Linked DNA regions of Homo sapiens: region 2 is linked to region 1. The links are chromatin contacts, found by Hi-C in ENCODE. All regions are on one chromosome and are shown on one strand. The core of a region is the stretch at or near the end of the contact, and the rest is flanking DNA. Distances in the headings are between cores, read along the strand shown. Region 1 holds the start of MMP2-AS1 (MMP2 antisense RNA 1). Region 2 overlaps FTO (FTO alpha-ketoglutarate dependent dioxygenase).

The links. Hi-C counts contacts between places; a loop is a spot of excess contacts on that map. Pooled maps may share reads with other maps.
Region 2: a loop to region 1 is called in a map of IMR-90, with 13 times the contacts of the local background. The contact joins the enhancer-like site here to the promoter of MMP2-AS1 in region 1. A Hi-C loop is called at or near these places in 2 of 168 maps with a recorded cell type or tissue (IMR-90 and naive thymus-derived CD4-positive, alpha-beta T cell) and 8 of 50 pooled maps.

The regions. Positions count from the first base shown.
Region 1 is chr16:55,459,801-55,464,660 of GRCh38, forward strand. MMP2-AS1 (MMP2 antisense RNA 1) reads right to left here and starts at 2,497. Exons shown (of 7, transcript NR_147198.1): 1 at 2,375-2,497.
Region 2 is chr16:53,892,176-53,897,035 of GRCh38, forward strand. All of the region lies in intron 7 of FTO (FTO alpha-ketoglutarate dependent dioxygenase), which reads left to right. Among named protein-coding and RNA genes, the nearest start is that of FTO-IT1, 140 kb to the right of the region's middle. Within about 2 kb of position 2,081, at least 3 of the 41 ENCODE cell types and tissues checked have a DNase peak (open chromatin) inside an H3K27ac peak, as active enhancers do.

The sequences.
Region 1 (4,860 bases), core at 1,247-3,746:
ACAGACTCCTTTGCAGCCTCAGAATCCCCGAAAGCAGCTCTCCCAGGCCCCACCCAGCTTCCCTCCTGCAGTGCTTATGCCCAGTTCATGCACCAGTCTCCAATCCAGCCATCTCCTCTCACCCCTGGCCCTCAGCTTCATTTGCCTGGGCCTGTGACACCCAAGGTCTTGGAACCCTATTAGGTTGGTGCAAAGGTAATTGTGGTTTTACCATTGAGTAAAACCACATTTACTTTTGCACCAATGTAATAGATGCTGAAAAAACGGCCTTGTTTGGGAGCTCAGGAAAGCAGCTGGCTGAATTCAGAGAGACAGGACTGACTGGGATCCCCACAATCCTCACTCTCCTGGGGAATGGCCCCTCCGAAAAGCACCCTGCAGCCCCCGGGCTGATTTCATTGGGATATGCAGGAAGCCAACCGCTCCTGCTCACAACAACTACTCAGCACTGACTGTGTTTCAGACACCATCCTCAGCATCAGATGAGCAAAATCTAACACTCTCAGATGCCATCTGAGGTGGGCTTACTGAATATCACCCTTGGAAAGATGTGGAATTGTAAAAGAAGAAAAAAGGACCTCCCTTTGCTAGAGTGGGATCTTATTTCCGGCAGCCAAAGAGGCCAGGGCTGAAAAACGCCCAAATGGCCTCTGAAGCAAAATCTCACGATGAAACAAGCCTCAAAAAGCATTTACTAGCATTTCTGGTCATGGCTGTTACGGATGAAATGGTGCCTCACCTTCTGCACCCCCTCTGGCCCCCACACCTTCTATGTTCCTATCTCAGGGATTCTCCACAGGGACCTGGAAGGACAGCTGAGTGGACCGAGAGATCACACGGAGCCACTGTGAGGGGTCAGGGGATAGGGAGAGTGAGCTGCCCAGGGTGGCTGCAGAGAGGGGAGCTTGGGGAACAGAGACCGCAGGGAGAAAGAGCTGAGTGCAGCCTGAGCCCGTGATTTTCAAGCCCCGCCGCTGGCCTCCTAGGGTTCTTGTAATCATACTCCGACTCCCTTCTCCTTAGTTAGTCTAAGGGGGCTTCTGTTTCTTGCTCCCAACTGCTGCCTCACTAAGATAGACTCATTTTCAGATCTCTCTACGGATTGTAGCCTTTCCTGCAATTCCTGCCTGGATGGCTGCTCCTCCAGGCCTGGACTGGATGGAAGGTTCCAAGCGAGAACCTGCAGCATTTCTGCTTCTGCGGCATCATCCACCTCTGAGAACCACTCCAGAGGACAAGCTGAGGAGCCTTCCAAGAGCTCCATGTGTCTGTAAATGCCTTCAAAACCTGGTCTCAGTGCATCCTTTTTGCACCCACAGCCAGATAGCTGACCACACAACATCAGGATAGAGTGGTCACCACCCATTTTCTGTCATGGGAAAGGAAATTGCCCGGGAAAGGCCTTGCCCAGTGCAGACATGGCAGGCAATGCTGAGAGCTACAAAATCCTTCTAGAAGCTGTTGTCTTTCAGTTATTAAGACTATAAGGGCTGGGCATGGTGGCTCACACCTGTAATCCCAGCACTTTGGGAGGCTGAGGTGGGTGGATCACAAGGTCAGGAGTTTGAGACCAGCCTGGCCAACATGGCAAAACCCTGTCTCTGCTAAAAATACAAAAAAAAAAAAAATGCGCATGCCTGTAATCCCAGTTACTTGGGAGACTGAGGCAGGAGAATCGCTTGAACCTGGGAGGTGGAGGTTGCAGTGAGCCGAGATCACGCCACTGCACTCCAGACTGGATGACAAAGCAAGACTCCATCACGGAAAAAAAAAAAAAAAAAAAGAAGGCAGGCTGCCTAGCTTAGCTTTGCCATGACTAATCTACTTACCAGCTAAGCAACATTTGTGCAAGCTATTTCACCTCTGTGTGCCTCAGTTTCTTCATCTATAAAATAGAGATAATCATTTTACACCCCTCAATAAATGTCTTTTGAATCAATTAATGAATACTTGTAAAACACCTGGCATATTGTAAGCCCTTGTTAAATGTAAACTTTAAATGTTAAATGGTTTCTTTCTTTCTTTCTTTCTTTCTTTCTTTCTTTCTTTCTTTCTTTCTTTCTTTTCCTGTTTCTGTTCTCTCTCTCTCTCTTTCCCTCTTTCTCTCTTTCTCTCTTGGAAGGTCTCACTCTGTTGCCCAGGCTGGAGAGCAGTAGTGCAATCATGGCTCACTGCCTACAACCCCACCGTAAGTCCCTCTGGGATTCCATGATAGAGGTACTTATTCCAATTAGGGTCAAGCTGGAGGAAGAGGCGGCTGTGGCCTAGCTGTCAATTCCTCAGGGCTGGTCATTGGGGAGGAAGGGCAGGAACCAGCTGAGTTCACTGAGAGTTGGAACAGGAGACGCAGAAAGGTACAGATTTGGAAACTGACCTGGGTATCACAGTTAGGGCTCCAGGGCACTCCAGCCTGCGGTGGGAGTTTGTAGGTGTCTAAGCTGTGGCTGGGAGGGCAGTGGAAGAAAGTCAAGCTGTGCCAATTTTCCTATTTGAAGAGAAAGGGAGCAGGGGAACCAGAGTTCTAGGTGACACCATCGGGAAGACAAGCTGTGTCCTCAGCCCGGCCTGGGGGGAGGACTGGGTTGCAACTTACAGGAAAGAGGATTGACTGGATTCTTAGAAAAACAAGAGCCAAGGCTTGTTGCTGTGCAGAGGGATTGGGGTCACCAGCTGGCTGTTGTTACCGTGACTGATTCCTGATGCTTCGGAATTCAAGGGCAGGAGGCACTTGGGGCACTGGCTGAACCTTGGCTCCCTGACCCCTCCTCAGTCCCCTTCCTGGGCTCCACAACATATAAGATGAACGTTCTGATTGTCTATTTCTCCTCCCTTCTCGTTTTACTCTTCATTTGGTGGAGTGTATGGTAGGGATAAAATCTTAGAGATGTTTATCTGAGCCATAGAGAGACCTTATTGGGGGTGCATGGGAAATACACAAGTAATCCCAAGCTCACCTTGCCTGGGTGCCTGCGGAGGGCAATTGTGCATTAGCGGTAGAGTGTGGTGGGGACCTGGGCCTGGGTGGGCAGGGGAGAGCTTCTGGACAGGGGCTGGTGGATTAAGGTCATGCCCATAGGTGGGAAGCCACCCACACAGAATCACAGCATCTCAGAAGGGCAGTGCCAGAAAAATCCCCAGGGACCTCATTTTCCTTGGAACACAACCCAATTCCTTGGCTTGGCCAACCAGGCCTAGCGCATCTGGGCCCAACTTCATCTGCCTTCATTCCTCCACTGCATCAGTAGGGTCATTTGGGTGTAGGCCACAGAAGTAAACTCTGGCAACATAAGCGAAGGGGGATTTGTTAGAATAGGATAAGGGAGCCAGGCAACTGGAGCAGACATCAAGGTGGGAACACCAGGCCTCAGGGTCCCGCAGTTGCTGTGCCTGGGCTGCCATTGTTCCATCTGTATCTATGTCACGCGAGGTCATATGAGTGGGCCGGGCACGGTGGCTCACGTCTGTCATCCCAGCACTTTCAGGTGGATCACCTGAGGTCAGGAGTTCGAGACCAGCCTGGCCAACATGGTGAAACCCTGTCTCTACCAAAAATATAAAAATTTGCCAAGCCTGGTGGTGGGCATCTGTAATCCCAGCTACTCAGGAGGCTGAGGCAAGCTAATTGCTTCAACCCAGGAGGCAGAGGTTGCAGTGAGTCGAGGTCATGCCATTGCACTCCAGCCTGGGTGACAAGAGTGAAACTCTGTCTCAAAAAAAAAAAAAAAAAAAAAAAACCATATGAGTGTCCCATTGGCTCAGCCTAGATTACAGCCCCACCCTGGCAGGGTAGTAGGAGGAAGGCTTAGAACTGTCTTGGCTTCTGAAGAGGGCAGGACAGTAACCCAATCCACCTTCCCAGAAACACTGTCCTCAGTGGGGAGGAGGGACAACTCCCAAGGAGATGGGGACACATGCTCGCCAACCAAACCCACAAAAGCTCATTGTGCCTGTCGCTCTGCTCCAGCCACAGTGGCCTTCTTCTGTTCTTCAAATACAAAAAAGCTTGTTCCCACCCCAGGGCCTTTGCACTTGCCATCTGCTCTACCTGGAACACTCTTCCCCTTGTTCTGCATGTGACTGCTTCATTTTCCTCCTTCAGGACTCACACCTAACAAGGGCCTCCAAGAGGCCCTCCCTGACGACCCATTCTCAAGTTGCCCTCATCAGATAATCTTGACCTCATCCCTCCCAGGTCTCCTAGCCATCTAAAATTACCTTGTGTATGAGTCTGTTTGCTCTGTATTGCCTGTCTCCCCACTGGAATGCAAACGCCACAAGAGCAATGACTGCGGTTAATTGCTGCTATATATCCAGCACTCAGCACAGGGCTTAATAAGCATTTACCAGGCAAATAAACATATAGAGACAGAGAGCCCCAGAGGGACGGTGCTTTGGCCGAGGATGCCCAGAGAAAATACTGATGTCATTGAGGGTGCAGAAGCCAAATCTTGCTTGCTCCGGGGGCACTGGATGGCACCAGCCTAAGAGTGTGGGCACCAGAGCAGATTGCCTGGGTCAACACTCACTCTCTGTGTAACCTTGAGTGAGTTTCTTAACTTCTCTGTGCCTTGGTATCCTCATGCATAAAGAGATGACCATAATAATAATGCATTCTCAGGGGCTGTGGCAAGGATCACATGAACTAATACATGTAAAGTACTTAGAACAGGGCCTAACAATATTGTAACACTGTCAACAAGTGCAAGCTATTATGATTGGAAGACTTCCATGTCCTTATTTCTGATTGACAGGTCACTGCCCAGCCCCACCCTCGACCCAACCAGGATGAAGAATGGGCAAGCCAGATAGCTACAGTAATCGACAGACAGACAAACAAGAGCATCGTATGACCCAGGGGCC
Region 2 (4,860 bases), core at 831-3,330, 1.6 Mb before region 1:
TGTATACTCGGGTGGAATTGGCAGTGGCTGGTTAGATTTCTACTTGGTACCAGCCCACCTCATATTTTCTCAGTTGCAAGCAGTAGGGGGCAATGTTGAGCTACCAGATTGAGGCCCCAAGATGTTAGCCTTTCAGGAAAACGCATACAAAAATACCATTAACTGTCAAGAATTATCCCTGTTGCTTCAAGTTAGCTGTAATCTCCAAGATTCCATAGCACAGGATATCAGTTGTGGGTTAACAAATTCAACAGCAATTTAACATAAAAAGTACAGTGTTTGGTGCACATTTGGATTCTATAGCATTAGACTAATCCAAATGGAATTTCTGAGTGTCCTCACTTTGCTTCCAGGGACTATCTTACTCAAAATTATTATCATTTTAGACAAATGATTCTTTTTTATCTTTATACTTTTTTTTGAATTGTAAAATCGTGCGTGTTGTGGAAGGATTTCTTTAAATCAATGCATTTTGTCTGTTCTGCAAAATAACATCGATCTCTTTTGCTGAGAAAATAAAAAACCTCAGGGAATATGTGCATTACTTTTCCCCTTTTGCTTATGAGTAAAGCAACCTTTATCGGCCCTCGTACCAGGGAAGAGACTTGCGCTGTGATTTCTGTCTTTGTGCTCTTTTTTCACTTTGTGGCTGCAAGGTGTAGTCTCAGGAAGGATATAGAAGAATGGAAAATGAGCTTTGAAATCGCTTTTCTTCCATTAATGGTAATTGCTTCACATGTCATAACCAGTCACATATTTCAAAAAGTTTAGTCAGCTGTCTCTAAAACTCCCCCATCCTCCACTTCCCATTTCCTGTCCCAGAAAACACCATTTTTATCACACTGTTTATTCTTGCCATTTTTTCTCCCAGCGGATAGTTTTACTCCATCCATGCTCTTGTGATGTAAATGTTAAACCTTATATTTGAATGACATTCTGATAAAATATCACATTTTCCCTGAATATTACCTCATGAATTTATGAGCCATTAAGCCCAAAGCAACATAACCCTTTCTTATAACCCAGGAATTTAGTCTGGCCTTTCCCCTCCTCTTTGCTCCCTATTGAGGATGGCATTATAACACTATAATACTATTCAAATATTTGTTTTTTATTTTAATTTTTTTAAAACCCGATGCACTTCCTACCCCCACCGCCCCTGCCATCCAAGATGATTGTATTATGAGAAGACTCTTCAGGATAAGAGAGAGTTACCATTTGAAAGAAACTGTACAGCTGCTTTGCTTTCTGGGTAAAGAGAAATATGAAAAGCTGAAGTCTCCTGTGAGGTGGGCAAGTCTTGCTGTAGCCAGAGATTCAATGGATAGGCCATTTGTCTCTCAGGGTCTGGTATCGCTCTTTGCAAAACTGACATTTATTTTACCTATAAAAATGTTTTAACACTATCAAATTCACAATGATACAGAAAAGAATGCTAGGTGCGAAATCCTCTAAATTGATGACATTTATTCATTTCCTATTGACCTTAAAAAAAAAAAAGGTCAATTTGGTATAATCCAGTGGAAATATTCGACAATCGTTTCCAGAGTAAACATTTTCGAAAGTAGTGATGATTTCGATACTGGAGAGAAATTCTTCTTGCTGTTTTCCTTGGTTTTTTCTTTTAGAATAAAAAGTAGATCCTGATGGTTTTGAATGTTTTGAATTGCGTTTCCTGTTCTGACAATTCCTTGTGCTGTTATAGCAATGCATTTATATGGCAGTTGGCCTTAATAACCTTTATTGACTTTAGTGGGTAGGAGCCAAGACTGGATTATTTTAATGTATCCGTTTGGAAACAGTGTAAAACACAACATATAATTATGTTAGGTAAGCTATAGGCTACATTTAATTCTATCCATTTATGTTAAAATTTGGCACAGGAGAGCAGAGACATGTGGAAAATGAGTAGGTGTTTTATTTAATAATGTAACCAGTTTCTTGTTGTTAAAGTTTTAAGAGAGAAATGTACTTAAGAAGGTAAAGGTTGTGCCTGACAAGTTAGTTATAATAGTTTAATTTTAAGATGAGTCATGCCTTTTCCCCTGCTATTTTGGCCTATGTAAATCATCTGGGAAGGCCCTTGCCAGGAGCCTGCCCATGGCTGTGTGGATGAGTCTTCCTCAGCATAGGTTACACTTCATGTAGTTTACATAGTCATAGGGAATGACTGAGCCGAGCAGTAGTTTGTTTATTTTTGGAGAGATTAATGAAGTTCTCATCACAGTGCTTTAGATTAAATTCTTTAAAACTGAATACAGGAACAAGGCTGCTTTTTCATTTACTGAAATTTTTACTGAGTATACTGGTATTTGCTATTGTATTATAGTTCAATTAGCTAAGTTTATTTTAAACTTCCTTCTAGGATTGAAGATTTTTGGGGATGTGCAGAAGAAAGTGATGGAAATATAAATATCGAATTTTTTTGTTTGCATTAATGGGAAAGTCACCAATTTTTGTGTGTGTGTGTGTGTATAATTTTTTTCACCCTTCTTTTCAGTGTTAATGTGCACATTAAGTTACATCAGCCAACATAATCCAGTCTCCCATTTTTCAGGGTTAGCATTTCTGATTTAAGAGCAGAGTATATTATAGTAATTTAGGATCAGATGTGAGATGTCTAGTGGTTTTAAATTAAAATGTAAATTCTCTTTTTTGACTGGGGCAGTGCTGAGTGACTCAAGATAAGCACAGATTAGAGGTGGATAAAGAGTCATAAGCATCCAAAAATTCAGTTTCTGAAACTGGTGTGCAGGCACTGAGTTTTAGGACCTTTACGTTTAGCTTTGAAAATCTGGAAAAACGAAAAAGTCACTTGCAGCTGGAGCAGCTTAAAATCTTTGGTTTAAATCTTTGGTTTTTGGTTATCTTAAAGGTGTTCAGGGAAGCTCGGTTCTTTCCATTCTCCTTCCTACCCACCCACTCTAATTCCCCACCCACTCCAATTCCCCACAGCTATATTGTTCTATTAAAAGTAAAACATCTGGGGAGAAATTTTACATGTAATTTAGCAGTGAATTTCTTATAAGTTTTTATTCCTTTTTTGATTATCTTATGAATTTCAGAGTTTTCCATTTTTTTCCCTGAGTGTCTGTACCTTTAGTAAGGAATTTTACAAGAAAGTGTTGTGTATCCTGTCTTTTTGGGAAAAAAGAATATACAATTCCAAGAGAATTCAGGCTTAAGCCTCAAAAACACAGTGTGCTTCGAAAGCACAAAGGACTGTGTTTATGATTCTCTTTGAAGTGTTTTTGCAACTGGATAAGGAAAATTTTAGAAACCGTCTGATAGTGTTCAGGGTAAATACTTAAACCCCTTTAGAGAATTTCACACACAGATACTGTGCAGCAGAAAAAAGGGATACTTATGTTTCTTAAAGCTGCTACAGCCTACAGCTTTGTACTTAAAGACAGAGGTGTTGAATAGAATTCTACTGAGGATACATCCAGTGACAGTATCTCCAGGAACATCAGAGCAAACCAGTGGGTAGGACTTTCTGTTTTTAACCCTTACATGAGCTGTGTGAGAGTTGAGCTTTACTGGTACCAAGTCCTAGGATGTGCCTGGTACATCTCAGGAATGTTAAGAGGATCGTTCCTAGTGCCTCTGCTCTGCACACAATAGGAACAACACTAAAAATGCTGAAGATGCTGAGACAAAGTGACAGGAGCTAGGAAATTCCAAGTGACAGCCTTGCCATCTCTCTTAACTCTTAGTGTGTGGAGAGAAAAACTGGAGTAAACAGCCAGGGTTTGTGTTTTAACCTTGTTTCTGTAGGATTTGGCTAAATTTTGACAACCTTCGTTAAATATACACACGCACATGTGCACACACACACATACACACATTTCACACATTCTATATGTAAAGAAAAAAAAGATGAATTCTGCTGCTTTAAATAGTTTTAACCACCCTGAAATTCAAATTGATGTAAAGGTGTGAAGATCCTGCTATTTTCCCTGGGGTGCTATTTTAGCCTTGGCTGCTAGAATTCATTTTGGATTGCTTTGACTAGCAGACTATCATAGCATTTCAGATATGAATTAAGAAACCCTGGTGCAAGATTGGAATGTCAGAAATTTCTCTTTTTCCTGGAAAAGATATAACATAAAACAAATTATGTAACTTATTTCATCTAGGGTTTTTTTTTTTTTGTGGGGAGCATGGTAGAGGGATTAAATTCAGCTCTAGTCTGTTATTTACTTTATTATAATTACCTCTGAAATATCCTAGAAGAATCTCAGTCTAGAAGAATGAAGTAGTGTACAAAATAATAATAATAATCACCAGACCTACAGATTTGAAAGGAAAACAAGATTTCCAAAGGATGTCGTGCCATTTATTTGGAATATTATCAAGATGTTAGAATCTTTTTCCCCCAAGTTGGTTAATGAATAATCACTAAAACTGTTGCCTCTTGAAAAATATTGTTATGATGATCCAATGAGAAAGTTTGTAAAATATAAAACATACATAAATGCAAGGTATCACCAGTATTGATTTTAAAAGGAAGCGTGGAGAGTCTTCAACTGAGGAATCCTTACTTCGAGGCCGGTTGACCGAGTCTTCCTTATTGACAGCATCCCTTTCCTTTCCTAATTTTCCTTCCTCTGGAGCTGGGGTTCAGTCCAGGAGCTAAAGGGACTCACAACAATTTGGAACTCAGCGCTCCTCTTGCAATGCGTCTATCCACTGTGGGTTAAATACTTTGAGAGGCTGGGCTGGGAATCTTTCCATATTGTACAGAAATGTCTCTATGGAGAAATGTACTCCCAGTGCCAAAAAATGACTTACAGAGAGCCCCGGGAACACATTAAGTTGGCCCTTCCGTGCCTTATGGTAACATAACCACCATCCTGC